3 separate regions of the Mus musculus genome follow, and all the other regions are linked to region 1. The links are chromatin loops, found by intact Hi-C in ENCODE. Cell type or tissue: heart. All regions are shown on one strand. Region 1 holds the start of Gm31228 (a long non-coding RNA gene). Region 2 holds the start of Psmd11 (proteasome (prosome, macropain) 26S subunit, non-ATPase, 11). Region 3 overlaps Myo1d (myosin ID).

Evidence for each region. Hi-C counts contacts between places; a loop is a spot of excess contacts. Peaks named below come from ENCODE experiments on the same cell type or tissue, not always from the same donor. Only the 100,000 strongest peaks of a DNase experiment are listed, where the experiment ranks them.
Region 2: it touches region 1 in a loop (2.3-fold over the local background); 2 of 42 quality-filtered maps call a loop at or near these places.
Region 3: a loop joins it to region 1, with 2.1 times the contacts of the local background. A loop is called at or near these places in 2 of 42 quality-filtered maps.

Annotation. Positions count from the first base shown.
Region 1 is chr11:80,813,297-80,821,296 of GRCm38, reverse strand. It overlaps Tmem98 (transmembrane protein 98), which reads right to left. Exons shown (of 7, transcript NM_029537.2): 3 at 6,947-7,078; 4 at 5,598-5,631; 5 at 3,679-3,794; 6 at 1,308-1,367; 7 at 1-85. It overlaps Gm31228 (a long non-coding RNA gene), which reads left to right and starts at 98. Exons shown (of 6, transcript XR_001780272.2): 1 at 98-207; 2 at 671-823; 3 at 5,006-5,872. In heart, a CTCF peak has its summit at 3,038 (motif pointing right); DNase peaks (open chromatin) are centred at 2,696 and 3,066; H3K4me3 peaks cover 905 bases; H3K27ac peaks cover 2,583 bases.
Region 2 is chr11:80,423,747-80,431,746 of GRCm38, reverse strand. Psmd11 (proteasome (prosome, macropain) 26S subunit, non-ATPase, 11) reads right to left here and starts at 3,132. Exons shown (of 14, transcript NM_178616.3): 1 at 2,992-3,132; 2 at 1-42. The coding sequence starts at 3,082. In heart, a CTCF peak has its summit at 3,273 (motif pointing left); a DNase peak (open chromatin) is centred at 3,166; H3K4me3 peaks cover 2,303 bases; H3K27ac peaks cover 1,241 bases.
Region 3 is chr11:80,610,085-80,618,084 of GRCm38, reverse strand. The region is part of intron 16 of Myo1d (myosin ID); the gene reads left to right. Among named protein-coding and RNA genes, the nearest start is that of Gm38907, 4.7 kb to the left of the region's middle. In heart, a CTCF peak has its summit at 3,482 (motif pointing left); no DNase peak of the experiment used is centred here.

The DNA of each region.
Region 1 (8,000 bases):
AATCCAGTCCAGGCCCCCGGTTAGATGGCAGGCGTTCCTGGTCACTAGCACCAAGTGACTAACGGACAGCAGCAGGGCGGTTGTCCTGGGGGGGGGGGGGGGAGGAAGAGATCAGACTCTGTAGAAAGTGGGGAACTTTGCACAGAAGTCCAAATGAGTACACACTCTAGGTTAGTGTTCCCCAAACCGGAGACCCTTCCCTGGAAGGTGAGCAGTTACTTAACACAATGGAGCCACACATAGGGGGATGGCTGGCTTTAAACAGAAGGTCTCAGAGCCTTTGATGAGATTAACATAACTCCATGGGGAAACGGGAGCTTTTCGGGTAGTAGAAGAGGCTTTCTGCAACACACCCATTAACAGCTCCCAGAAGGGTGTTTTATGAAACAGTTTGGATGTGGTCAATTGGATGAGCAGATCTCTAACTGCAGCCCACTTAAAGATGGGCTATATATCCCTCTTCAGTGAGCATCCCTTATTGATCACAAATCAATAAGCCTGGGGCTGGCTTATTCAACGCTAAAGAAAATGTAATTGAAAATCAAATTGAGAAGGAAGGTTTTGTTGTTGTTTCTTTGGTTTTTGTTGGTTTTTTTTTTTTTTTTTTATTTGATCTGGGGTTTTTTTTTTGTTGAAAGATTCACTCTGAAATGATTTTATATGGTGCTAGATGTATTCAGGGCTCCATTACCAATTACTAACCCATGGGAAAAGCTGAACAACACTAAGAGTGGGCAGAGAAACGTGTCATGACTTACTCGCCACCTGGCAACCATTACACAACATGTCAGTGGGAGCCTCACCAATCAAATGGAGACAGCAGGTAGGTATTTTATGGGTTTACATTCGATAGGGCTGAGTACATTCTGGGGAGTGGAGGAGGAGGGGTTCCCGAAACACCTGATGGGGAGTGTCTTCCACTGTGGCTGAGGTATTACATGTTCTCATTGCTGGGTTCACCTCACCACAGCCCCACTGGGCAGTGCTTCCAGCAAGGTGTGGCACCTGGGTAAGTCCAAAGATCAGAGGAAGGAATGGGGCGTGGAGGGCAGGGAGGCCCAGTTAGCATAGTTAAGCCTGCAGAGCCAAGGCTGACACATGGCTGGCACCTTCCTCTTAGGGATTCAGGAGGAAGATTGGGCTCTATCACCTGCCAGGCTCAGCTCACTGAATGGCTCACCCAGAGCCAGGGGTGGTTGGAAATCTGGAAAAACATCCTCTCTTCATAACCCAAGCAGCCCACCTGACATGGTTGATAATAGCGACCCTGAAGTGAGACAAGATGAGTCACACTTCCTCCCTCTCACCGTGCATCCAGGAGCTTGGGGTCCAGTGGAGGGTACATTGACTTCACGACGTCGTCCACTCTGAGGGGAGGCAATGGGACAATTGTGAGCATTTTCCTAGTCCCTTTTCCTCCTCCTTCCTTGCTGTTGTCACTCCAGACTTCTCTGGTGCTGTTACACACCCACCTTTAGGAGTCCTTTCTCTACCTGCTTCTGCATACCCAGTGGAGTCTAACAGAAAGACTTCAGATTCTACTTGGGGAATATCCCTGCTCTCTGTTTTTGTTTTCATCCCAATGGTTAAAATGTGTGAGGTCACACATAGGGAGCGATGCTGAGGATAACTACGACACTGAAAAGGTTACTACCAAGCATGAGCATGCTGTACCCTTTAACATATATATATGTGTGTGTGTGTGTGTGTGTGTATGTGTATATGTATATATATGTGTATATATATAAACAGTAAACTAAAGCTATGAAATGCAAGAGGGGACGTCTAAGGGGATGCTTGCCACTTATGGTGGCCAATCTCCCCAAATTGGGAGGGGGTGGAATTAGGGAGCACCTCACTTTTCAGATAATCTATTCCTGAAGTAGTTTAACTTTTATAAGCATTTATTACTTTTGTGGGTTTTTTTAAAGATACAAATACAGTGATATAGAACACTACCCCCCCCAAAAAAGTCACTTCACCTCTTAATTTGAGTTCAAACCTCTCCACTGTGTGTATGTGTGTGTGTTTTCCGTCCTGGATAGTCAGTCCATGGCTAATATTTTAAGTTACATTCCTACCTGTTCTGATTTGTGGGGTACAAGATTTTGCTCCCATGATCACTTGGTACAAAGAAAAAAAACTGTATAATTTGATTTCTAAAAGCACTAAGAAAAATACACAGCCCTCACTCTCAGGCCGGAGGAGCTGGTGAGCACGGCGGTCTTCAGCATGTGTCTGTCCCACCCAACTAGCCCCTTCCCCCTCTGCAGAGCCCAAGGCAGAAACTGCTCTCCCTGAAATAATAAATCATCATCGTGACAGATGGAGAAAATTAAACAGGAAGGACATGGGGACAAATATCAGCCAGAGGGCGAACTCATGAGGCCAAATGAAGAAAACAAGAGGATTCTGGCAAGAAACATGAGTGAGGTTGTCCAGGGCACTCTGCAGAGAGCTCTGCCCTCCTGACAATGCCACACTCTCACCTTGGCACACTGTTAAAAACCCTGTCCCCTCTCAGAAATCAGCACCCTAACACCCTACTTATAACCTGCACCTCGGGGCGGATCTCAAGAGTAACAAAATGCACAAGGAAGGGGCCCAGGAGATAGGGGCACTGCACGGTCTAAATATGGTGGGAGAGTAGCGGCAACGCCTGGCACAAGCTGGAGCCTGGGAGGGTGGGCGTGTCTCATGAAGCCGCTGATGCTAACCAGATATTTACACCCATGGGGGAACTCCAGAGCCAGGAGCTATTCCGGCCTGCATCCTCCCTCTCAGCGTCTCCACTCACTGACTACCTAGACAGAGTTCAAGTACTCCAAGTCTTGTATTTCCCAGAGGATTCGCCACATGGCTCCTCCTGAGCCCCACTAGGTTATTCTTGAGACAGAAAAGCCTGGTTGCTTGTGACTTAACCCAGACACCAGGAATGCACAGCGGAGGCCATTCCAGGCAGAGGGGTCAGGTGACTTGATAAGAACACTTTCCTGGAATCCCGTCATTTGATAGCCAATCCACATACCAGCCACCAGGTGGCAGCATGCATTTAGCAGGTCCTTTTGCTCTAAGAAAAGGGCCTTATTTTTCTTTGCAAAATCCAGTCCAACTGAGGGGGTGTAGTTGTTGACTGAGGCCCTGCCGGGTACCTCCCACAGGGGATTTTGCAGACAGCCAGGAATTCAGGAGGTCTGAATGTGCTGTGGCTTCCCTTCCCACCCAGTGCTAGGATGGGAATCAAGCAGTGAATGAGAGCCACCATGGAAGAAAGGTATCTATCTCTCAAACCAGTCCCCAGTATACTTATAGGGTTGGACCTAAGGGCCTGGCTGAAAAGTCTATGAAGCTATAACATAGGAGCCAGTGGGAACTGCGCCTGCTGACAGCCACTTCGTAGCAGGGTAAGGGAGGCTGACCGGTAAGGGTAGGAGCTGTCACTGTTGAGTGCAGGCTCTGTCAGCCCAGTTATACCGAGCTGTTAAAGGGCTTATGCTGGCAAGAGAAATGATGAGTGACCACCTCAGCTTAGGAATACCCACGGGAGGCAGTTCTGTATGCACTGGGGGTTCGGATAACTGAGACTGCAGACCTACTGTTTAAAGCAGTACTTGGCCTTGCTGGCTACCCCAGTTTCCCCTGTGGCGTTGTGGGACCTCACATCCACTGACCACTCACCTGGGGCTAATCCGTTTGGCCACCACAATGATGTCACTGACACTTGCTGACGTCTTCATCTTGGCCCCAGAACCCATTGTCATGGCAACGAGTTTTTCTGTCAGAGTGTGACAAATCTAATATAACAAGGAGACAAGATGTGATGTGGGTGACCTGGCTCCCCAACCCCACACCAAGGGCTCTGGCACCCTGAAAAAGATGAACACGGCCCCAACCTGGGCACCGCTGGTAAACTGGCTCCTACCCTAGTGATGAGAGGAAATGGGGTGGAAAGAGGCAAAAGCCAATAGCCTGGGTGGAAGCTGTAGGGGGAAGGGCTCTGAGATCAAGGACAGACCTTCAGCTCAAAGAGGACTAAGCTGGAATAATCCATCTAAGAAAAATCACGCGCTCCAATTTTACCACCTTGACTTGGGGGAGAAACTTTCTATTACTTCATGGTTTAGACTTCTAAATGGCTAATATCTCCAGTGGGGTGCTCACAGAAATGTGGCTGGACAAAGGGCAACTGTTTTTCTTTAGGCACATTCTCCAATAAAGACAACTATGCTGACAGTTTTTGAGGGTTGTGGGTTATTTGTACGTTTTTCCAGGTGATGATAAAAAGGGCCCTGGAAAAAGCAGGGCAAAGGCAAAATGGCAACACGTGGGCTTCTTCCTCTTCCTCCCGCACCACTGGCCAGCTCCAAGGCGTGTGGTTCTTTTCTGTATTCCCTTATGCTAAAACCAAGCATGCCTCTATCCCTGCAAAGAAGCCCCGTTACCTGCTGGTACTCGAGGCTAGGAAGCAGGAAGAAGAGTGGTCAAGAGGCCACTGAGGAGGAAGATCCACGCTCTCCACTCTCCCACCACAGGGGAGAATGGGGAGCAAAGGCATCCTGGGGTCTCAAGAGGAAGCTCAGAAGCCCTTTTCTTTATCTGAGCTCCCCAATCCAAGAAGAAGGGCCCTCCCCCTTTGATGAAAAAGGACAGGAGAAAAACAAGGCCCAGGACATATCATGTCTGGACAAAGGTAAATGTAATATGGCTTCCTGCTCCAATCTGTGAACCTAGCTACCTTTGCCTATAACCATATTTGTATGTGTAGCCATATTTATACATCCAAGGAACTTCCTGATTCTGAGGCCACCGTTTTCTACAGAGATAGCCAAAGAAGAAGCAAATACAGGGTTTTTTAATATCCTGTATGGAGTGACCTTAGAGAAAAGAGCGAGTTGTCTCTTTTGAAATACTGAATAATTAGTAGACAAAGAGATAAGGTCGCTGATGTGCAGAAGCTCATATTTGCATTTTGTTAAGTATTTGCATGTTGTTATTATTCTATTAGGAGAGACGATATCAGGCGAGAGTTGAGAAACGAACGCAAGAACCATGCGGCTGGAAACAGTGGAACTTGGATGTGATCTTCCAAGCCTTCCAAGACCAAAGTCTGCCTCCAAGTGGAAGAGCTTGTAATTTGGGTTTTTGGTAACTCTGATTGTCCTGTTTGTCTGACTATTGTCACCAAGGAAGCCAAAGGGAACCCTGTAGTAACTGAAACCTAAGTACAGGCTGTGTTCCCTGGACTGAGCTCAGAATTCATAAAGGATCCCAGGGAGGCCCTTGCTGCTGCAGCTCCATGGTCTCAGACACCCAGCCTTCTCCATGGTTGGAAAATTATCACTGGAGACCCCCAAGCCGTCCTTTCCATAAGTCACTGTGTTAAGATGACTAGACTGGGGAAAAGCCTAAAGAGGATGTTTATAATGATAATGTAAAACAGACCCGATAGGGAGAGATGGCAGCAGACAGAAGAAATATAGCATGAGGCTAACAAGGGACCATTGCAAGGTCAACTCCATGTACACCTGCAGTGCTCCATGTATACTGGAGGCGCTCCCACAACTGCCCATGACCTCACAGGGAGATCTGAATATTACCTTCAAGATGGCGATGCAGTGGGACATGAGGCCCCTGGGGAGACAAGAGGAAAGTTATCAGTACTGTTCTGAAGTGCCCATCTCCATCCAGCTCCCCCCTCTGTCCTTCAGCCGGCACCAGATTGCCTCAGCAGACAACGCCTCCACACAGAATTCCCCAGTGCTATAGCATACACAGCCGACCCACTCCTCCAGCCAGCTCTGTCACCACCTGCCAAGTTCAACGTTTGATGTCTCCGCATGTCCAACATGTCCTTTTCCTTAGACTCAGCCTGGTGAGTTCCCCTTTGCAAACCCAAGTCAAAAAGCACCCACTCAGGGGAGGGGTTTATGAGGCCCCATGCTCCATAAGGGCTTATAAGTAGTTAATGGTTGTTAAGTAAAGGAAAAGGAGAGGCATTTTCTTAGCTAGTTGTGTGGCTACTATTGGGATGGCCAGGCTCCTATAAGCAATCCTAGTTAAATTAAATGGGGCTCGTTCTGTCTCTGTCTGTCTGTCTGTCTGTCTCTCTTTCTCACACACACACACACACACACACACACACACACACACACACACACACACACACACAACATAAAAGAAAAAGATAGAAGTAGACTACTTAGGGAGAGAAGGGTATTATAGAAGTAGGAGGTGGATGGGAGATGGTAATGGGGAGGGAGTGTGGTTAAAATACATGATAAACATGTATGAAAATGTCAACATGAAGCACAAGCACAATTTTAAACATTTCTTCAAATGCACCCCTTTGGGATATGTTTCCTCAAAGCTACCTTGATCTTCTTACCCCAGGCAGATCTGAACCCTGCTAACTCCCTGTGCCACTCGCCATACACGGAGACTCCCTAAAACCTCTATGACACTGGCTTTGGTACAGTTCTATCTCCTGTCATTTTGACATCTTCAAGGCCTGGCCCCACACCCTGTATATAGCACCCTGATATAAGTGTGTGTCAGTAAACAAGAAGATAAAAGGATTATGAAAAGAAGTGGTACACACTTCACAAAGAACTGTCCTGTTAAACAGACAGCCCCTGTTGAGACACTGAAAGCAAAGGCTGCCTGGAGCTAACTCAAAATCCTTGGGCAGTCCAAGAATGACCCAACCTCACGGGGGCGGGGGGTGCTTTATAATGATGTCTGCCACACATCTTACTGCCTGGGTCTTCAAGACTACAAAGTGAAAGGAACAGGACAAGAACAAACATGGCCATGCCTCATGCTGACATTCCTCATGACGGGGGAAGGGGAAGAGCTCTGGGTGTCCAGTGGAGTGTTCTGTGAAGGAACCCAGAAGTCCCTTTGCCATCCCAGAGGACTAGAAAGCGAAAGCTTCCTGTGGCCTTACGAGGCATCTTCGATCCAGTCCTCATTCTCCAGGATGGCCTCGATGTGGGGGTTGGTGATGACGACATCATCCAGCTCCAGCTCGGAGGGTTCAGACTGCGTCTCCATAGCACCAATGAGGTCCACGATGGGCCTGGAAGGGAGAGCCACCGTTAAGAGTTTCACGATGAGTGACTCCGACTGAACCTCTTCTCACCGCAGCCACTGCTATAATTTAGATCTTGAAGGCCCCCAAAGGCCTGTGAGTTAACGGCTTGTTCCCTTGGATGGCAATATTAGGAGATGGATCCTTGAAGAGGTACAGCCTAGTGGGAAGGCTTTAAGTCCGGACCCTAAAGGGGACTGTGAGACACTAGCTCTCTCCTTTGTCTCTTTTTCTGCGATGCTGACCATGAACCGGGCAGTTTGTTTCTCCATGAACTCCTATCTGGCAGCGCCATCAGATCTCTAGACGCAGAAAGTCCACCTGATCATGGCCCAGAATCTCTAAGCCCATGAACCTTTTCTCTTTACAGTAAGTTATCTTATGGATTCTGTTATAGTGACAGAGGTAGAGGACAGAATGCTTGCCCTGGGTACAGATCTAACTGTAATGTGCCCACAGCACAAGACAAGGGCACACAGCTAAACACTGGGTCAGGAAGGCAGACCAACACGCAAATGAAGCAAAACAAGCTGAACTGCTGGAGAGGGGCAGAGTCAGCGCGATTCCAAAGATGCCAGAGTGTGGGGTGGGGGTTGGCACAGCCTGTAATCCCAGCCCCTGGGAGGCAGAGCCGGGAAGATCTCAATGTGAGTTCGAGGCCAGCCTGGTCTAGAGAACAAGTTCTAGGACAGCCAAGGCTATACACAGAGACACAATCTTGGAAAAAAACAGAACAAATGCTCTTCTTTTCTTCTCCCTTCAAACCTGTGTGAGTATGGAAAGACATACTGTTCACCCAGGCCTACCTATGCTCTATAACGTGTGTACAGCATCACCCCTCTGAGAAACACTATGTCCACCTTCACAGCAGGGTTCAGTAGAACCCAAGCTACAGAAACATTCTTTGCAA
Region 2 (8,000 bases), 390 kb after region 1:
CCTGGACTGCCTCCTCATCATTTTCTTGAATGTCACGTTTCACTAAGAAAAGAAAATGAACTCTTAAAATTATGATTAAAAAAATGAAGCGGGGGTGGGTGGGTATGGGGGACTTTTGGTATAGCATTGGAAATGTAAATGAGCTAAATACCTAATAAAAAATGGAAAAAAAATAAAAAATTAAAAATTAAAAAAAAATGAAGCAAGGGAAAAGTCACCCTTATAAGACCATTATGAACTCTAGCCTATTTCCAAATGAAACCAGCAAATAAGGACTTAAAAAAAAAAAAACCTTTAGAGTAGAATGACCAACTATCTAAAGAATATGCCTCATATTAATAGTTAAAAAGAATAGATTTTTCACTTTAAGTAGGCCTTAACATGCCTATGTATTTTCGTATCACAAACTAAAATCAAATTATAAAGTTATTGATAACTGTAAAGCAAGTCTTTCAACAAACTTTAGGTCTATAGAAAGTTTTGGCTGAAGGACATATCAAGAATAAACAATTCTAAGCCGGGCGTGGTGGCGCACGACTTTAATCCCAGCACTCGGGAGGCAGAGGCAGGCGGATTTCTGAGTTCGAGGCCAGCCTGGTCTACAAAGTGAGTTCCAGGACAGCCAGGGCTACATGGAGAAACCCTGTCTCGAAAAACCAAAAAAGGGCTGGTGAGATGGCTCAGTGTGTAAGAGCACCCGACTGCTCTTCTGAAGGTCCAGAGTTCAAATCCCAGCAACCACATGGTGGCTCACAACCATCTGTAACAAGATCTGACGCCCTCTTCTGGAGTGTCTGAAGACAGCTACAGTGTACTTACATATAATAAATAAATAAATCTTAAAAAAAAAAAAAAGAAAAACCAAAAAAATAAAATAAAATAAAAAACAATTCTATAACTCCCTCCTAGAGAAATTCCTATCAAAGCTTCAGTGTGATACGAAGAGTTACTCACTTAGGACAGACGGCTGCCTCATGATGGATTCAGGTCCTGTTAAAGTAACTTTTTAATCTGTCCCACTTTCAACTGTTAATAATTATTCAACTGCTTGACCCTGTAACAGCCTTTCCCAAGTTTGCTGTGCTTATTTTGGTGACCATGACTAGTTAACAATGCTCTAAAAAAGCATCATGACTTGACAAAATCCAAGATTTTGATACTCATGATGGAGTCCGGAAAAAGTAATGCTGTCACCCACCATGACTCAAGCTTACTCTAACAGGGGAGCTGGCAGGGGACTCTTAGTATAATGAGCAACCACTCCTTTTTTTTGTTTTGTTTTTCTTTTTATAGTATCTGTATTTTACTTTTCTTTAGAGGGTTGTTTTTTTTTCCCTTATTTGTTTGGTAGTTTCATTTGGAAAATAGGTTAAGGTTCATAAAGGGTCTGATAAAGGTGAAATACTCTAATGGCAATGTTTATTAGTAATTTCTACTTTCTGAAAGGCAAACAAATCAGGCACTATGCACAAAAAACTTTTATGCTCCGCAGATTATTAAATATTAAAGTGTGATCTAAATATTAAAGTGTGATCACAGAAAAATGTCTTTGTAAAAACATCCGATGGCTATGGTACTCTGCTCTAAAACGGACACTATCAGAACTTCGAAATGAAACTCTTCATGATTCCTTCACAATGCACTGTGCTCTCTCGTCTCCTCTCCTTTCTAGTATTCCCAGAGTCAAGAACTTCAAGCTGTTGACAGTGTCCTTTCTTGGTACAAGTCTTGTGTACAGAAATTCAAGACTCAGCAACTCAGTTAAGTCAACATAAGCATCAACATCCTGGCAGTCCCTCATATACCTGCATTCACCAACAACTTGTTGATCCAATCCGAATCTCCCAGGCTACATTTGAAAGCTCACGCCGGGCGGGCATAGTGGCACACGCCTTTAACGCCAGCACTTGGGAGGCAGAGACAGGCGGATTTCTGAGTTCAAGGCCAGCCTGGTCTACAAAGTAAGTTTCAGGACAGCCAGGGCTACATGGAGAAAATCTGTCTCAAAAAACCAAAAAAAAAAAAAAAAAAAAAAACCTCACATTACCACAGGAGGAAGCTCATTCTCTAACTGAACCCTTAAGGAATGAATATTAAAAGGCCTTCTCTGCCATCAACCACTTATTTCTATTTACACCTGAATCCCAGTAGAAAGCGACCGGCTGGAGGTTCCTACTTCAACTTTCCTGTTGCCCTACGGTTTAAGACAATCACGCTATGGTATTAAAATTTTTCTTTTTCTCCAGCAATGTGCGGCCCGCCGGTCCCAAAAAGTTCCCTGAACGACAGCCTCTCAGAACTCAGAACTAAACTTCAACCCCTACTGGGAAAAATGAGTCACCTCCTCTGTCCCGGCGGTCCCACTCGGACGACACTTCAGCTCACAAGCTACACCGGTCAAATACCAATCTTAAGCGTGTGGCACCCCTCAACTTCCCACACCCAGAAAGTGGCCCTCTGCTGCCGGCGGCTGCGGCTGAGGGCTGGCTGTAAGCGACAGCTCCCAGCGTCCCGGAAGAAAACTCCAAGAGAAGCGCTCGCGCTCCCACCCGGAGCAACCTGTGCTGATAACAACGGCGGGAAATGTCAGTCCTGCGCGGCAGTCGCCCGGACCTCTCAACAACACACTCTCCGACCCGTCTGTCCCGGGCCGCCACTCTCAGCCCCCGGCCAGCTCGCGCGGGCCACAATCGGGGACCCTTGAGGGGTAGCGAACCTGGCCCGGCCCGCTCGCCACGCTGCGCTGCGCTGCGCCCACCGTGAGTCAGCAGGCAGCAGGTGGACGGGCCGGCTGCCTAGGGGCTTCCCGCCCGATTGGAAGCCATGGGGCTCCTGGGGTCCCCGAGCGGCCTGCGCCCCCAGCCCGGCCCCCCTCACACACAGTGAGTCAGCAGCACCATAGCCGGCTAGCCCGGCCCCTCTCCGCCGCCTCCGACCCACACAGGCCGCGCCGGGACGGCGGAGCCGCGGGGACGGCGCCAGGCCCTTTACCGATGGAGTGGAGGATGTCGATGGAGGCCTCCCGGTCGGTGCTGAGTAGAGACTGGGCTCTCTGGAACTCCACCACCGCTGCGGCCGCCATCTTACCGCTCTCACACCGTCCCCGGCCGCGGCCGCCGACGCCGGAAACACACACCCGGAAGACCCGCCCTCGCGTTCCTACCAGAAGACCCCGCCTCCCTTCTCCGAGCACCCCGGGAGTTGTAGTCTCTCTGCCCCGTGGGTGGCCCAGGAGCGTCCCGCAAGCGACAAACGAGCTCCCCCATCGCCATCTCGCGGCCATCTGAAGAGACAAACCGAAATTAATCCCCACCACTCCAAAAGAGGCTGAGTACTCAAGGAAAGCTGCTTGGCTGTTTGTATAGTATCCCCGTGTAACCAGTCACTCATAGCGATAGATGATCTTTCAAATTGCCTATTATGTGGCAGGAATAGCACCGTTCAGATTCATTCAGATGTTTTGCAGGGAGGACACATACACACACTCCCTTCCAGGACGGAAGAAATCGCCAATGTAAAAGAACACTGTCTTTCACAAATAGCCATTCCATCATCGGACAGAGCTTCACATTGTGGATTGAAAGTCATCTTTGACCCAATCATTCAATCTAAATAGTTCTTGAGATTCACATTTGACTCATACCAGCTTTCCAGCTCAACAATAGAACAAAATTTTCCTCCCGTATCTCCAATTCCTTCAACTGTAATAGGATATCTGTGAAGATATCAAGGGAAAGGGGAAAAAAGCATGTTTCTTATCACTAAGGATCAACCTAAAGATGTTGCTAAACCTATACAGAGGGAGACCTTCTAAGTTGATGACAATCTGGAAATTAAATAGCTGTGCTGTATAAAAAACTAAGTAGAACCAACATTATACTCCTCTATGACTGGACTAATCAATCTCTATACCTGTCTCCTTTCATTTGTCCAACAATACTCAACAAGAGTCTTTGAAAAAATATTTAATTAATACCTAAGGAAACTGAAGGGAATAAAGTGACTGACAGAACTGAGACCTGGTAGGAAAGACATTCCCACCCTTTGCATTTTCTAATGAAATCTGGGTAATATCCCACCATGCTGGTAACAGAAGTCCTGACTTTGTTGTGTCACGTGAACTAAACTGGCTTCCAAATTCTCCCAACTCTGAAATTCCATGAACTTCGGTGTAATGCTGTGATCATCCCCCCCCCCCCACACACACACACACACACACTCACCCAAGAAGTCATTCCTTCTTTCTCAATCTGATGGAGAGCTAATGAGACTATACTGAATTCATTTGTTGTTGTAGTTTTTAAGTTTTTACTTCTATGTCTGTCTGTCTGTGGGAACTCACATGCCATGGCATGCACATGGAGAAGGGAACTCTTGCAGAAGTCAGTACTCACAATCATGGCCAGCCCAGAGATTGAACTCAGGGACTCATGTTTGGCAGCAAGCACCCTTATCTGTGCCCTCTTCCCTTCTCCTCTCCCAGGTGCTAGAATTAAAGGCACTTCCAGCTTCTGTCTCTTTTTTTTTTTTTTTTTTTTTTTGGTTTTTTGAGACAGGGTTTCTCTGTATAGCCCTGGCTGTCCTGGAACTCACTTTGTAGATCAGGCTGGCCTCGAACTCAGAAATCCGCCTGCCTCTGCCTCCCAAGTGCTGGGATTAAAGGCGTGTGCCACCACAACCAGTCTCCAGCTTCTGTATCTTTTCTTTCTCTCTTTCTTTCTCTCTTTCTTCCTTTCTTTCTTTCTTTCTTTCTTTCTTTTTTGTTGTTGTTTTGTTTTGTTTGTTTGCTTGTTTGTTTGTTTGTTTTTCGAGACAGGGTTTCTCTGTGTAGCCCTGGCTATCCTGGAACTCACTCTGTAGACCAGATGGCCTCGAACTCAGAAATCTGCCTGCCTCTGCCTCCCGAGTGCTGGGATTAAAGGCGTGTGCCACCACACCCGGCCTCTGTATCTTTTCTTAACCAATTCAATTGTATCATCATCCTGAATGTACAATTTAAGAACAACAGGCTTTGGAAATGCTACTTTTGTTCCAAACTCTAGGCGGGGTACTAGTAGATGGTGACTTCTGTAGACTCCTACTCACTTTGATCTTTAGCGTTCCTATCTGAATAACAGGGATAAGAGGGGCTAGAGAGATGGCTCAGCGGTTAAGAGCACTGACTGCTCTTCCTAAGATCCTGAGTTCAATACCCAGCAACCACATGGTGGCTCACAAGCATGTGTAATGAGATCTGATGCCCTCTTCTGGTATGTCTAAAAACAACTACAATGTACTTATATAAATATAATAAATAAATCTTTCTTTTTTTTTTTCCTCGAGACAGGGTTTCTCTGTGTAGCTCTGGCTGTCCTGGAGCTCATTCTGTAGACCAGGCTGGCCTTGAACTCAGAAATCCGCCTGCCTCTGCCTCCCCAGTGCTAGGATTAAAGGCGTCCACCATGCCCGGCTCCTAAATAAATCTTTTAAAACAACAACAACAACAATAACAACAACAAACCGCTAGGCGGTGTGTGGCGCACGCCTTTAATCCCAGCACTCGGGAGGCAGAGGCAGGCGGATTGAGGCAGAGGCAGGCAGATTTCTGAGTTCGAGGCCAGCCTGGTCTACAGTAGAGTGAGTTCCAGGACAGAGGACAGCCAGGGCTATGCAGAGAAATCCTGTCTCGAAAAAACAAACAAACAAACAAAAAAAAAAAAAAAACAGCAATTTTCAGGACTGTTAAGATGTTAAAAAAAAAAAAAAACCTCATACCCGCATTCTTACAGTTGTCCTTTGTTCGTCGTAATTTCAGCTTTGTACCCTCTCTACATGTTGTATTTAGTCTTCAGCGCTTGTGAGCCTCTGGTTGGGATCTCCTGGTGCTCCACAGTGTACCTCGAACTCTGTTCCACACATCTCAGCACTCAGCACTCTCCTGCTGCCAGCTCTGCTCAGTTCTCGTTTTTTATTTTTTATTTTCTCTTCTTCCCTACTCCCCATCACTCTCACTTTTTCCCTTTATAGCCCTTGGTTTTCAACTCAAAGAACAGCACACAGAGATGCTTTCTGAATCATTCCTTTAAAAGTGATGTTTTACGCCTGCAGTTCAGTAAGCAGCCCATCATTCTCTTTACTTCCTTCCTTTAGAGGGCGCCTTTTCTGCCTGACAGTCGGCATTCCTACTCCTACTCATGGACTTAAACATGGCAACCATATCAGAGCCTGACAGTGGTGGAGCACACGCCTTTAATCCCAGCACTAGTGGGCTGAAGAGATGGCCCAGCGGTTAAGAACACTGACTGCTGAGATGATCCTGAGTTCAACTTTCAGCAACCACATGGTGGCTCACAACCATCTGTAATGGATCTAATGCCCTCTTCTGGTGTGTCTGAGGACTGTAACAGTGTACTCACATATAAAATAAGCCTCCTCCTTGTCTACACAGAGTGTTCCAGGCTACACTGTGAGACCCTGCTAAGAAAGAGAGAGAGAGAGAGAGAGAGAGAGAGAGAGAGAGAGAGAGAGAGAGAGGAAGAAGAAGAGAGAAGAGAAGAGAAGAGAAGAGAAGAGGAGAGGAGAGGAGAAGAGAAGAGAAGAGAAGAGAAGAGAAGAGAAGAGAAGGAGGAAGGAAGGAAGGGTGGGTGGGGGATGTGCTCCTGAGTGCAGGTAGTAATGGAGCTCATGAAAGCGAGCCTAGAACCTCTAGAGTTGGAGTTACAGTAGTCATGAGCCACAGACAAGGGAGCTAGAACGAACCAAGAACCAAACTCAGGTCATCTGAAAGAGCACTTCACATGCTTAACTATGTCACCAGCTCCCCAAATATCTTCTAACTCTTCCTGTGACATCAGGGAAAGAGGTTCCCTGTGTAGATAATGTCTACAGTGGCTTCCTCACCACAACTACCTCTAACAAGTTCTTATCTTTAAAAATATATATATGGCACAGCTGTCTGTGAACAGGCTTTGGGTTCCTTACACTTGTTTTTATTCTGGGTCTGTACAACAGCTGTTTGGACTTTTACTGGTTCTCCATTGAAGGTATAATGGAAGATACAAAATTACATCTCAAAACAGCTTGACTTTACTTGAATAACAAAGCATATGGTGTGTAGACTGGATACAATCAGAATGATGTAAATAAATGATTGGCTCAGAAAAACCAAACCCCAATCTCAGCATCACCATGGAAACAACCATGTCTCCCTTTACCTTTTTTAATCCCAAAATAATCTCTCAATCTCTCTCTCTCTCTCTCTCCCTCTCTCTCTCTCTCCCTCTCTCTCTCTCCTCTCTCTCTCCTCTCTCTCTCTCGGTTTTTGAGACAGGGTTTCTCTGTGTAGCCCTGGCTGTCCTGGAACTCACTCTGTAGACCAGGCTAGCCTAGAACTTAGAAATCTGCCTGCCTCTGCCTCCCGAGTGCTGGGAATTACCCCAGGCCCTGAAGCTCCGGAGCCACCCCCTAAGCATGCAGCTCTGAAGAGTGAACAAGGGACACTGACGAGCTCTGAGTCCCATTCCGAGGCCATCCCCAAAAGGAAACTGTCATCGATAGGAATACAAGTTGACTGCATTCAGCCAGTGCCAAAAGAGGAGCCCAGTCCTGCTACCAAATTCCAGTCCATCGGGGTTCAGGTAGAGGACGACTGGCGAAGCAGTGCCCCCTCTCACAGCATGTCCTCCCGTCGGGACACTGACTCTGATACCCAGGATGCCAGTTGTAAGTCATCTGAGAGGAGTCTCCCAGACTGTACCTCACACCCCAATTCCATCAGCATTGATGCTGGCCCCCGACAGGCTTCCAAGTACAAATCCGTACTTAAAATGACCTCTCTCTGGGCTGGAGAGATGAATCAGTGGTTAAGAGCACTGACTGCCCTTCCAAAGGTTCTGAGTTCAATTCCAAACAACCACATGGTGGCTCACAACCATCTGTAATGTGGTCTGATGCCCTCTTCTGGTGTGTCTGAAGACAGCTACAATATACTCATAGAAATAAATTTAAAAAAAAAATACCTC
Region 3 (8,000 bases), 200 kb after region 1:
TAGGTGAGACTGGTCCAACTCCAGGTACAAGAAGAAACAAATTCTGTTATAGTCACTAAGTTCTAGGGTAGTGCAATAGGCTGAATAATGGACTCTAAAAGATGTCTTCTTTCTAATCCCTGAAACCTGTTACCTCAGTTGGGAGGAAAGTTTGCTTCTGCACATGCACTCTGTTTCCATTTTTATTGGATATTTCCAAATGTAAAGAAAGTCGAGATTCTTTTTTTTCTTTTCTTTTTTCTTTATTTTTTTATTAGATATTTTCTTTATATACATTTCAAATGCTATCCTGAAAGTTCCCTATACCCTCCCTCCTCCCTGCTTACACAGGTTCAAATGAGAGAATCTCAGAATCCATGGCCCTTTGGAAGGACAGAGACCTGCTGGGTCACCTCTCCAGAGGGGTGTGAGTGAGAAATTCTCACAGCAGCTGTAATAACGCTGGGGCTTTGTTCATGGCCATGTCTTCTCATGAAACCTCTACCAAAAGCATCAGAGAGCTAGCTAATATAGTCTAACCCAAAAATGGCTTCTTTTTTGGAATCAGAACTTTTAAATAAGTTTAATATATTGTCTTAGTTAGGGTTTTACTGCTGTGAACAGACACCATGACCAAGGCAAGTCTTATAAAAAACAACATTTAATTGGAGCTGGCTTACAGGTTCAGAGGTTCAGTCTATTATCATCAAGGTGAGAGCATGGCAGTATCCAGGCAGGCATGGCACAGGAGGAGCTGAGAGTTCTATGTCTTCATCCAAAGGCTGCTAGTGGAAGACAACTAGGGTGAGGATCTTATACCCACACCCACAGTGACACACCCATTCCAACCAGGTCACACCTATTCCAACAAGGCCACACCTTCAGATGATGCCACTTCCTGGTCCAAGGATATACAAACCATCACATATATATATTTTAATTTTATAAACTTTATTTTTAAAAACTTGAAAATAAAAAATTCATACACTCCTATATATGAAAAAAGAATATGAGCTGGTGAGATGATGGCTCAGCAGTTAAAAGCACTGACTGCTCTTCCGGAGGTCATGAGTTCAAATCCCAGCAACCACATGGTGGCTCACAACCATCCATAATGAGAAACAAATTTAAAAAAAAAAAAAAAAAAAAAAAAAAAAAACAACAACAAAAAACCCTAGGTCAGAGCAAGCAGGGCCCGGAGTGAGCGGGACCTGGAGTAAGTAGAAGTAAGGGGGGGTGGGGGGAAGAAGAAAAAAAGAATACATAATTTAAAAAAATATATAATCCTAAGAATAGAAGTTCACTGAATCATATAAACTTTAGGTCTAGTCAATAACTTTGGTATATGATGTGATGTTATTAATTACAGTTTTATTAATTTCAAAACCAGTATAGAACTAGTAAATAATTTTTGTTATTTTGGTTTTACAGAAACCAAACAACAGAAGTCTAGTCTCCCCCACAGTCTCATCCTCTTTATTCAAGTGTTAAAAGGAATTTTCTCATAGGCCCTGTGAAGGCAGGAAAAATTACACAGTAGAGCTCGTGGCTTCCTCCTCAGTCATTTCTCTACAAAAGGGAGAATAGAGGTCTGCATTTTCCTTAGTCACTTGATGAATGACACTTGAGCACTGAATTTTGCCCCCACCCAAAATAATAGTTCTTTATTAAAATCCTAAAACTGAAATGAACAGGTAGGTAAGCAAGCACTTAATTTAGAATCTCTGCATTCTATACTGGGAACCAGCTTAAGGTAAAGATTTTGTGTTTTGAACGAAATCCTTCTGCTGGGAAAGCAATGTTCAACGAGACTCAGACTTTTCCATTTGTCACTATGTCAGGGGCCAGTGGTCTTTCAAGTTGATGTTTGTCTATGCTAGACTGCTCTAGAGCATGCTGTTAGACTGCTCTAGAACTGTGGCTATCAACATTGCTGTTGAAGTTCTCCATTGCTGAAGACCATGACTGCTGCCAAGTCTCTACTGTCCTGAACGTTTGTTTCTGAGTGGTTTGGCTCTTCCTCACGGCTGTGTGACGGGGTGAATTTTTCTTTCTGTGTTCTGCTAACCACACAGTTACTGGGCCCTCCCTGCAGGTCAGACTCTCATGACCTTTTCTCAGACAAGCAACTCTCATGTATAATAAATGCATTTGTTTTATTCAGACCAATAATGATTCATTCACCATCAGGCACTCTTTGAAAATCCAGTCCTGAATGAAGCAGAAATAGATCTTGTCTTTGTGGAATATACCTTCTGGCCAAGAAGTGAAGCAAAAGGTGTGAACAAAGAAATAACTTCAGCTTATGTAACGCTGTGGAGGAAGGTCCCTCGGGACCAGGATGCATGGAGCCAGGATGCTCTGCAAAGACCTCTCTAAGGAGAGCTGACCCTAGGACTAGATCAAAGAGAACAGGGAATGGACCAGAGAAACACTGAAGCAAAGCCTGCAAAGCAAGACGAGCATCTGAAGGCCTTCCCTGCAGCCTGCTGGCTGGGTCTGCCCGCCCACCACCTTGCACATGGCTGTTCCTTCAAGGCTCAGTGCAGCAGGGCTTATCTCCACACAGGGTGTCAGCTGGAGCCTGGGTTTGGATTTAGTTCTCTGTAAGGACACCTGAGGGCGGCTATGAGGGAGTTCCATGAAATATTCATCACAAGCAGTCAAGAGGGGTGAGAAAAAAGAGAGAGGTAGATTTTGATGATCCTAATGTAATTCTCAGGATCACAAACAGAAATGGCTATAGGCAATTTAGTGCTGGGGTTTATTAGAAAGGCCGTCTGAACTGGAGGTAGGTGTTCCTGACTTTGCATGAAACTCCTGGCTTGGCTGGTGTGTTGACTGGCAGACTCTCCACTATAGCTTAAGTCTTCTATAGTCAAATAACTGTATTATGTGGGTGCACACATCTGTGTATCTGTTCATATCAGTTCATCTCCCTGCCTGTTTCCCAGTGACTTCCTTTTCCTCAGCGGCTTTTACATCTGTTTCACAGAGATTTCTCATGGTAATTTGATATTAACCCTTCTTAGTCCCTGACCAGAAGGAGCCTATTAGCATCCTGCCCACTCACCGATTATGCCCATCTGCTGTACCTGACAACTAATTTGCATTCCAAAGAATCTAGAGCTCTTATGGGCATGCCACACTTTTAAATCATATATAATCTGTAGAATGCACCCTACTAACTGCCATTCCTGGTGTGAGCATGAGAGAAAAGAAAGCCCTGGTTGTAAGCCCTTTCATCCCTGTGTAGCTTGTATCTTAAGAAAAGCATAAAAATTATTTTATGGACATATACTTGATTTTTAGACTAGGAACAGCATTTCTAAATATAGCAGCAACCAGAGAATTGAGAAAAGCAGATGTTGACAGCTGTTCCTGCCCCAAACTTAACACTCTTAATTCTCAAAGTATATCGCTACACAGAAACAGAAAGTGCAGTTCACATTGGCACAGAGAATACTACCTTCTTGCTCCGTCTGGCGCCCCCTCATGGTTGTAAGATTGGAACTAGCAACTTCAGCAACCTGGCTTACTGTTTCAGAGAGACACTGCTAAATCCTTGGGCAGTTTCAGAAGACACAGGAGTGGCGTTTTGTTTTGTCTTAGTTTTCCTCAGAAACACTGAGTAAAATTCTTGTCATATTTTATTTTCATGAACTAATAACTATATCAAAGTTGTCGTAAAGGGCAAAGTGTAGTCTCAGGAAATATAAAAGACTAGCTGGTTTTCTATACAAAAACTTCTGCAAAATTTTACTATGTAAAATTCTAAGTACAGGATGGCTTTTTTTTTTTTTTAAAAAGATGAAGAAACATGAAGAAACAGTTTAAAAAAAAAAAAAGTCAAGCCAGGCATGGTGCTGCAAGCCTGTTATTCCATCATTCAAGAAGTGGGGGCAGGGGGATTCTGAGCTGGAGGCCAGCTGGGACTACACAAGGAGACCTTATCTGAAAACATTGGGTGGGAGGATGCTGGGGAATTTTTTGGTAGTTTGTGAGGATCAGAGTTCGGATTTCCAGGACCCATGTAAAATGCTAAGAAGTTGGGTAGGGTACCTGTAACTCCAGCCGCTGAAGGCAGAAGGTAAGAGCAAGCTCACTAGGGAAACTAGCCGCATCAGTAAGCTCTGGGTTTGATTGAGGGACCTTGCTCCAATGAATGGGTTAGAAGAACATTAAGGATGATTCTCTGCATGAACACAGGATGAGTACCAGTGCACTGTTTTCCATCGCCTCCTAGGCCATGGCAAGAGAGACCTTTGAGATAACGTGTATGTGTTATCAGGAGCTGTTGGGGTCGGTGGTAGATTCCCTAGATGGTCAGCTTTCCAGGGAAGAACCTGAAGCCTCTCCCTGCAGAGCCGGCCAGGGAGCTGTCCACCTCGCCAGTGCTGGATTCCCGAGCAGCAACCTTGCTCTGCAGTATTGGACACTTTATACAGTTGGAGCCTTTTAAAGGGGTTTGTAGTAAAACAATACTGAAAGACATGGTGGCATACACCTTTAATCCCAACACTCAGGAGACAGAGGCAAGTGGATCTCTGTCAGTTCTAAAGCAGCTAGAGCTACATAGTGAGACTCCATGTTGAAAAAGAACTAAAGTCAAGAAGTAGGCTTCATGACACTTTCAATCAAATATATTGTGTATTTTGACCGCATTCACTATTTCCCCCTTCTGCCCTCCTCCCTACTCATTTCCATCCTTGTCCCAAATAGGCCCTTCTACATCCGTGTGTGTGTGTGTGTGTGTGTGTGTGTGTGTGTAATGTGGGATCCACATTGTATTTTTGTGAGTCTGGTTTATTTCACTTAGCATGTGATCTCCAGTTTCATTCATTTTCCTGCCATCATCCTGAGTGAGGTAACACATTCACAAAGGAACTCACACAATATGTACTCACTGATAAGTGGATATTAGCCCCAAACCTAGGATACCCAAGATATAAGATACAATTTGCTAAACACATGAAACTCAAGAAGAATGAAGACTGAAGTGTGGACACTATGCCCCTCCTTAGAATTGGGAACAAAACACCCATGGAAGGAGTTACAGAGACAAAGTTTGGAGCTGAGATGAAAGGATGGACCATGTAGAGACTGCCATATCCAGGGATCCACCCCATAATCAGCATCCAAACGCTGACACCATTGCATACACTAGCAAGATTTTATCGAAAGGACCCAGATGTAGCTGTCTCTTGTGAGACTATGCCGGGGCCTAGCAAACACAGAAGTGGATGCTCACAGTCAGCTAATGGATGGATCAGAGGGCTCCCAATGGAGGAGCTAGAGAAAGAACCCAAGGAGCTAAAGGGATCTGCAACCCTATAGGTGGAACAACATTATGAACTAACCAGTACCCCGGAGCTCTTGACTCTAGCTGCATATGTATCAAAAGATGGCCTAGTCGGCCATCACTGGAAAGAGAGGCGCATTGGACACACAAACTTTATATGCCCCAGTACAGGGGAACGCCAGGGCCAAAAAGGGGGAGTGGGTGGGTAGGGGAGTGGGGGTGGGTGGGTATGGGGGACTTTTGGTATAGCATTGGAAATGTAAATGAGCTAAATACCTAATTAAAAAAAAAAGAGATCATCTCATTCTTCGTGATAGACTAGAATTCCATGTGTGTCTACACCATGTTCTGTGGCTGTGGACAGTAGGTTGATTTTGTGTCTCTACTACTAAGGATAATGCCTCAGTGAACAGAAGCAGGCATCACTGTAGCCTGCTAACTTAGAAGTTAGGTTTTTTAAGAAGTTAGTTGTTTCCAGGTACCTCAGGAATACTGAATCTTTCTTAAGCTAACCCAGGTATCTTGTTTTTCCTTTGTGCTCCCTCCAGAAGACACATGTACCACACAGGCTTATTGAATGAAATAAGACCCCCACTGCTTCTAGGAACATTTTATAAGTCAGAAAAGATTGAAAGAGAAAATAATCTAAATGCCAGTGTTTTATAAAGATACGAGGTATTTCCCAACTAATAGAGTAATAAAAATATAACTTATATTTAGATGTGGAAGCTTAAGTTGCCAGAAAGATAATTAGTATTATTGCTGGAGTCTAACTCTGATACCTCTAGGTATATAGTAAGTGTTGTTTGTTCTTTTTCCTATTAAAAACAAGTTATTGTTGATGAATATTTAGTATCTCATTGGACCTGTATGCTAAGAAGTAAAATAATTACCAATTTCAAATATCATATTGTTCCAAAATGGTGTTCATAGTTAATTCTTAGTTAACTTTCTAAGAGTACTAAGTAGAAATTGCTCAGCCAATATTTAGTGTACTTTTTTCTTTTTTTTTTTAGTGTACTTTTTCTATATTACAAAAATTTGAGTCATATATTTTCATTTATCAAAGCTATTTGCCAAAGTGAACTTTCACTCTCTTATGAAAACTCGTCTTCTGATGTATAATTCCTCACAGCAATCCATTGGTAAATAATGAAAACAGCCCTAAGTAACAAAACGAAACAAAAATCCCTTTATAACTATAAGTTAAGCTTGTCAGCAAACCCTGATGTGCCTTTGTGGTAAGTGCCATCATAGCTGCAGTGTGTAAGTCCCTCTTCGTGTCTGCCTCTATCTTACCATAACACTGTGAACCTTTTCTCATGAAATCAGAACAAGGTTGTGTTCGTGCTGTAGAAAGAGAGCGAGTCAGTTGAGACATGGTGATTTGGGGACTGCCTGTCTTTACGTGAAGAGTGTAGACTAGGCTGTATTTGAAACCAGCACTCCTGTTGACTGTCAAGAAAGCTCAGGTCTCGTTCTCAGAAGGAAATCAAATGAAGGGCACTGCCCTGCATAGGGTCACTGGCTCCCAGTTGTGATCAGTTCTTGGAGTTAGAGCAGCCTGAGATACTGTTTCCGTATGTACTGTAAGCTGCAGAGTACAAAACATCCGCCTGTCTGGACCACTAAGAGAATTAATGAGATGCTGTGTGTAAATCACCTTACTCAGAGGCCAGCACAGGCCTGGCACTCTCTCCTTCCCTCTGTCTGCCAGCTGATGAGTCCAGTCTGTCTTACGTGAAGGACTAGGGTTGGATGAGTAAGACTGATAGAAAACTTATCAAGGCAGATTATTTTCATCACAATATGTTTAAAGCCCCTAGTCAACGGGAGGGGATAAACAAAAGATCAGGATTTTAAATAAAAGTAAGATCTGCATTCTTAATTTTTTCTCTTCTCCTCAGGTTCTAAGTGGCTTAGTATAAGTATAGCCCTGTGTAGTACTCTACATTGTAACTCCAGAAGAGAGTAAATAAAAATTAGTTTTACTTGGGAGGCAGAGGCAGGCGGATTTCTGAGTTCGAGGCCAGCCTGGTCTACAGAGTGAGTTCCAGGACAGCCAGGGCTACACAGAGAAACCCTGACTCGGAAAACCATAAAAATAAATAAATAAATAAATAAATAAGTTTTGCATTCTTAATTTCCAATCTGTTTAACGAGCCTAAGCTCATTTACATACTCAAGCACTTATTTTCAGTTTGCTGCATATGCCCCCACCTGTGTTCAGAAAGCACAGATAAATAACGCTTAGATCTTGCTGATTCAACTTTAATTTTTGTGCATTTATTGCTTGTGTGTTTATGTCTATGTGTGCCGTTGTACAAGTGTGGAAAACAGAGAACAGTCTTTGGGAGTCTGTTCTTTCCTCCCACCATGTGTGTTCCAGAGATTAACATCAAGTCCTCAGGCTTGGCAGAAGGCACCTTTAACTGCCGAACCTCATTGGCCTACTCCTTTAAGAGAGTGTGTGTGTGTGTGTGTGTGTGTGTGTATACACACCTATGTGGACACACATATATAAAGACCATCTCACTTATGAAAAATTTGTTCTTCTCTATCACTTAAAAATAATTTTGTTATTTTGAGATAATTATAGATTTATAGACTTACAAGGTTAATATAAAGAATTTCTATGCTGCCCCAAGTGTTAAATGCTTTTCCCATATTTGCTTTGTCATGTTTGTTCTCTTTGCATATATCTATGTAAGCATATACA